Linked DNA regions of Homo sapiens: region 1 is linked to region 2. A link is an interaction called in ENCODE POLR2A ChIA-PET data of the cell type or tissue named here. Cell type or tissue: Panc1. All regions are shown on one strand. Links, peaks and the distances in the headings refer to the core of each region. The heading gives the core; the rest is flanking DNA.

The links. Peaks named below come from ENCODE experiments on the same cell type or tissue, not always from the same donor. Only the 100,000 strongest peaks of a DNase experiment are listed, where the experiment ranks them.
Region 1: POLR2A ChIA-PET joins it to region 2 with 6 read pairs; 2 of 35 experiments call an interaction of 5 or more read pairs at or near these places.

Annotation. Positions count from the first base shown.
Region 1 is chr12:76,355,502-76,358,429 of GRCh38, reverse strand. OSBPL8 (oxysterol binding protein like 8) reads left to right here. Exons shown (of 24, transcript NM_020841.5): 23 at 1,702-1,804; 24 at 2,409-2,928. The coding sequence ends at 2,541. Among named protein-coding and RNA genes, the nearest start is that of BBS10, 8.6 kb to the right of the region's middle. In Panc1, for the core only: no CTCF peak of the experiment used is centred there; no DNase peak of the experiment used is centred there; H3K27ac peaks cover 869 bases.
Region 2 is chr12:76,525,630-76,528,557 of GRCh38, reverse strand. All of the region lies in intron 1 of OSBPL8 (oxysterol binding protein like 8), which reads left to right. Among named protein-coding and RNA genes, the nearest start is that of OSBPL8, 33 kb to the left of the region's middle. In Panc1, for the core only: no CTCF peak of the experiment used is centred there; no DNase peak of the experiment used is centred there.

The sequences.
Region 1 (2,928 bases), core at 297-2,796, 170 kb after region 2:
TGGGCAGATCACTTGAGGCCAAAAGTTCAAGACCAGCCTGGCTAACATGGGGAAACCCCGTCTCTACTAAAAATATGAAAAAATTAGCCAGGTGCGGTGGTGCACACCTGTAATCCCAGCTACTTGGGAGGCTGAGACACGAGAATTGCTTGAACCCCGGAGATGGAAGATGCACTGAACCGAGATCACACTACTGCACTCCAGCCTGGGTGACAAAGTGAGACCCTGTCTCAAAAAAAAAAAAAAAAAAAAAAGAACCACACTCTAGTAGTAGCTACCTCTTATGCCTTGTTAACCTCTGAAAAATTGCTGATGGTTCCCTAGATTGAATTCAGAAGCATTTTTTGAGCTTTGAACTCAGTTCCATGCTTCAAAAATGTTTTTCATTTCCAGAATAAATTACTGTAGTGTTTGGAAGTGACAGACAATAAAAATATAAAACTTAGCAACTGCTAGCTTAAATTGTACTCCATTCTTATTCGAGTCAGATAATGTGTAAAGTATCTTGAACTACATTGAGATATAATCATGAAAGGATTAAAGTGATGTTTGTGACATGACAAAAAAAAAAAAACTTTAAGCCATAATCTCTACTGAGTTTACACTGAACTAGGGAGCTCATTTTAACCTATAAAGATAACACTAGAAGTGAATAAATGGTAGATTACTAAGAAATTAGATGACAAGTGATAAAGAGTTTAAAGGAGAGGGAGCTCAATTCAGTTTGAGGGAAAGTTCTTAGAATCCTGATGAATTATTAAGATTTCTAATGGATTATAGCAATCTAGGCTTGGAGAGTGGGGTAGGGGTAACATACTAGAGTAGTTAGAGGAATGAACCGAATAAAGGTTTAAAAGCAGGAGTCATGTGGCATACCAGTGTGTTAGAAGAGAGTATTGGTTGTATTGTTGTTATTCCCATTTTACGAGAAAAGAAACTGAGACACAAGTTAACCTGCCTAAGGTCACATACCCCATAAGTAGGTATATGTATGTTATATATGCAGATTTTTTGGCTCCTTAATTCACCCTGTCATCCACTTTACTATATTACTATAATGTATCAGCAGACATTTATTGAGTAATTAATTTGTGCCAGACTGTATGTTAAATACACCTTACAACAACCCTGTGAAGTCTGGTATTATTATCCCTATTTTTAAAATGAGAAAGCTGACACTTGCAGAGAGGTTAAGTAGGATCTGAACAAAAATGGAAAGGAAGGAATGCATATGTAGGGAATTTGGAAAAACATGTACAGCTTGCTGATTGGCAGTAAAAATTTGCAGAAGTGGTGTCGAAAGGGATTTAAAGTTTAGGTAACTAAACACTCACAATAAAAAATTGGAAAAAAGGGCTCAAGAAGCTGACTTCAGAGGTAGGCAAATGGGCAAGGAACAGAAGAGAGTAATACCTTCCTCAAGTTAATATGTATTTCTAATGAATTATTTCTGTTTTAATTAGTTAAAAAAACTGGTGCCATCCAAAATTCAACTAATGTGTAGTACTTTAAATATATTTGTAGTGTTCTAGTATTGCAATGATGTGTTTGAAACTTCAAAAGTGCAGAGTATTCATATTACTATGCTAATCTCTAGGCTACAAAAACAAATGCCCAGGAAAATTTTTATTACATGAGACACATTAAATTGAACTGTAGATTATTTTTATAGTTTCAACTTCATTCTAAATGTCTTTTTAGCTCAATCAGTAAAACCAAGTACAAGAAGAAAGAAAGGAATAGAACTGGGAGACATTCAGAGTTCCATCGAATCTATAAAACAAACACAGGAAGAAATTAAAAGGTAATAATATAATGACACTGACTATTCATTTGAGACCAAGGAGTAGTTAAGAATCCTGTTATATGGGAAATCATATGCAGACTTCATATTTTTATAACATTTAGCTAAGCTAAAATACAATGTTTAGCCTCTATCACCTGATGTTTGACACTTACGAAATTCCTCCAGCACTAAAATACTTGGGAAGGAAGGAGAGGTTGTTTTTTCTCTGTAAGGGTAGAATTGGAATCACTTTATTTTACTCCTATAGCATGCTAGGAATGTAGCTGGGTTGCATGTGGAGGTGGGATTGTTTCTGAGAAAGTCAGTTAACAAAGGCCTCTATAGTCCCCTCTGTGCATGGCTGTTATTTCATTGGAATGCATCAGTTGAAATATTGAAATACATCCATAACATTGGGTAAATATTTACTCCCTGAGCCCTTAAGTATTCCTCTTTGCAGTCCCAGACCCCGCCCCCCCCCACCCCTACATACCACCCCATGACCCAGCAACTAAAAATTATTAACATTAAATGCTCTGTGACTGTTTAATATCAAATTGTGGGCTCTATGCCAACATTTCTGGCAAATCATTACAAAATTTGTTGTTGCTTATTTTTATAGAAATATTATGGCTCTTCGAAATCATTTAGTTTCAAGCACACCGGCCACGGATTATTTTCTGCAACAAAAAGACTACTTCATCATTTTCCTCCTGATTTTGCTTCAAGTCATAATAAACTTCATGTTCAAGTAGAAGTTCTCTACCATTGAATCAGTGAACTAGAAAGATCTGATTTGGCCTGGGACCAGTGTTCAAGTTGGTTTGGTCTTTATTAAAAATCACAATATTCCGAAAACAAAAAAACCTAGGAGATAAATGTAGAGGTATTGACTTTTCGTATCTTTTATCTTCACACTGAAACAAGAGCTATCCTATTTGATTATTAAAGTGAGCTATGTGTTAAGTGCCAGGACATTTCTAGCTTTTGTGAGAATGTGTCTACATATGAGTATAATAAACCCACATGTATACACAATTGTCTCTTATGTACTCCTACCTGACAGTAGTCTTTGTATTCTATAGTATGTTCTGAGATATAATGTTAACATTGTTCATAACAAAAAATGCTATCAATCTTAT
Region 2 (2,928 bases), core at 324-2,823:
GACTAACTTCATTGCAGAGGCATTTGGTTATTAAGACTGGACTCGACAAGGCATGATTTATATATAAAATATAAAAGGATTGTTCAAATTGTCTAAAAGCACATAGAAAAAATTCTGGTAATCAAAACTAACTCTTATTTACAAGAGTGAAGTTTCTTAGAAATGGCTCGTGAATCATGATTTCATCTTCTGTTATTAATAATAATACTTTTTTTTTTTTTTTTTTTGAGACGGAGTCTCGTTCTGCATGTAGCCCAGCCTGGAGTACAGTGGCATGATCTTGGCTCACTGCAGCCTCCGCCTCCCAGGTCCCAGTTCAAGCAATTCTCCTGCCTCAGCATCCCAGGTAGCTGAGATTACAGGCATGTGCCACCATGCCCAGCTAATTTTTGTATTTTTAGTAGAAACAGAGTTTCACCATGTTGGTCAGGCTGGTCTTGAACTCCTGACCTCGTGATCCGCCCACCTCGGCTTCCCAAAGTGCTGGGATTACAGGTGTGAGCCACCGTGCCTGGCCAACAATAATGCTTATATATTAGAAGGTAAAATGCTACAGGGGGTTGTATTTGGTAGCAGTTAAGTAGACAGGGATAAACAGACAGTTGGAAGACAACTCTTTATTGATTTCTTGCATTTCTGCATATCTTGCAAGTAAAGCACTGACTGCCTGTTACTCTAGACTACCTTTTCAAGAATGTTTATCTAGTGAGCAGCCTTGGAAGATAATGATAGTATTTTCCTCCTTAGGAAAAGAAAAGGCAGGCATTCTTGCTGTCCATTATAAAATATTTGGGTTCCCTAAGCTCAGGACTCTTCTGTATTGCAACTCAATGTTTTTTGTAGGCATTTCCCTGGGCCTGTCTTGGTATGGATAAGATAATTCGATAACTAGAAAAGGTAGGAAAGTAATTGGAACATGTAGGATTCTCCAAACTGATGGCTTTACAAATGTTTTAAATTTTGCTTCACTTTAAAGAACTACCCGTAGAGCTCTCAGACCCATGTATTATAGCTGTGGTTTAAACAAGGAAGATATGTAATTCTAATTGACAGATTTATACTCGATGATAAGGCTTTCCATCAAAAGATTGGAGATATATGTATATTTCAGTTGTAATAAAATGTTTAACATATTGTTTTGGTTTCCTACTTGAACTGATTTTTCTTTTGAAGAGCTGACTTTTTCCTGATTAGGTAGGATCAAAGGGTTTTAATTGAAGTTGAAAAACCTTAGAAAACTGTAATTAATGTACTTTATTGATTGGTTGTAGTTATTGTAAGTTGCCTCATGTTGCACAATCCCCCCCCACCCCGGCCCACCACCCTCCTTAATTTATTACTCTAAAGACAGGTCCTAATATGGACCTTAAAGTTGAGGTGGTACCGTATACCTTACATTCTTTTGCATTGCAGTGATTATGTCAGCAATATATAGACAGCAGGTAAAACTGCTGGCTGTTAGATTGTAGAATATTAGAATTTTAATGAGTGTCAGTAATTGACATTTTAGCCTCATAATTTTACTTATGAGGAAACTGAGGTCCAGAGGTGTAAAGTGGTTCACACTTAGTTCTCAATAGAGCTCTGGACTTAAAAATGAGATTTACTGGCCAGGCATGGTGGCTCACACCTGTAATCCCAGCATTTTGGGAGGCTGAGACGGTGGATCACCTGAGGTCAGGAGTTCGAGACCAGCCTGGCCAACATGGTGAAACCCTGTCTCTACTAAAAATACAAAAATTAGCTGGGCATGGTGGTGCACGCCTGTAATCCCAGCTACTTGAGAGACTGAGACAGGAGAGTTGCTGGAACCCGGGAGGCGGAGGTTGTGGTGAGCCGAGATCGCACCATTGCACTCCAGCCCAGGTGACAGAGTGAGACCCTGTCTCAAAAAAAAAAAAAAAAAAAAAAAAAAAAAAAAAGAGATTTACTGATAGCAAGTATAACATTTGTGTATCTCCTCGTGTAATTTTTACAGTTATATATTATATATTAGAAAATATGCAGCTTTTGACTTAAGCCAGTAAATTCATGGATTTTATTAGTTGAGGCTAATCAAAGTTAAAGGCCAGTAAAAAAAAATTAAGTAACTGTATACTAGTAGTGCATAGCAAAAATTATGAAATTGGTACACTGACTACTGAGAAATGTTGATATGGGGGAAAATCATTAAATTCATAACTGGCGGCATAATTAAAGTATGTGGCTGATGGAGAAATAAACATTTGAAAAACGTTCAATTAATACTTTTGTGATATATATATCAATAAATAGAACCCACTGATGTAATTATTTTCTATTAATGGAAACTTTTTTTAAATGTATACATCTGTTTTCTCCTCCTGGATTGTTTAAAACGTCTGTCATAAGACGACATGTAATACTCTATGTAGAAATTTGTTTCAAGGTTCTGTGAATTAAAATTGAAATAGTGTGTATAAGAACAGTTAGCAGAAGTGGAAAGCAACACAAATGAACTTTTCATGTACAACTTACACTGAAGTCCACAACTCTTACCTATGTATATATCCAAGTAACCACTATTCAAGTGAAGATATAGACTATTTCCAGCACCCCAGTAGGCTCTCCTGTGCTCCCTTGTAGTAACTCTCCCTTCAGGGATAAGCACCTAGCACAATGGTTGGCACGTAGTAGGTATTCAAAAATACTAGTTCAGTGAAATAAATGAAGTCTTAATATTTTACATAATTGAATGGGTTCTTTGTACATTACAGTTTTTACCTTTGTAGTTTTCCCTTTGTTTTTTTATTTTTGTAAATGTTTAAAATGTTATTACATTTGGGGACATTTTTCTTTTATTTTTTATACTCCCTCAAAGATAAGTTATTTCTTCATGTATTAGGTAAATATTCAATTTTCAGTTCCTCTGTCCAATAATTCAAAGTTAAAATATTTGTCATATTTGAT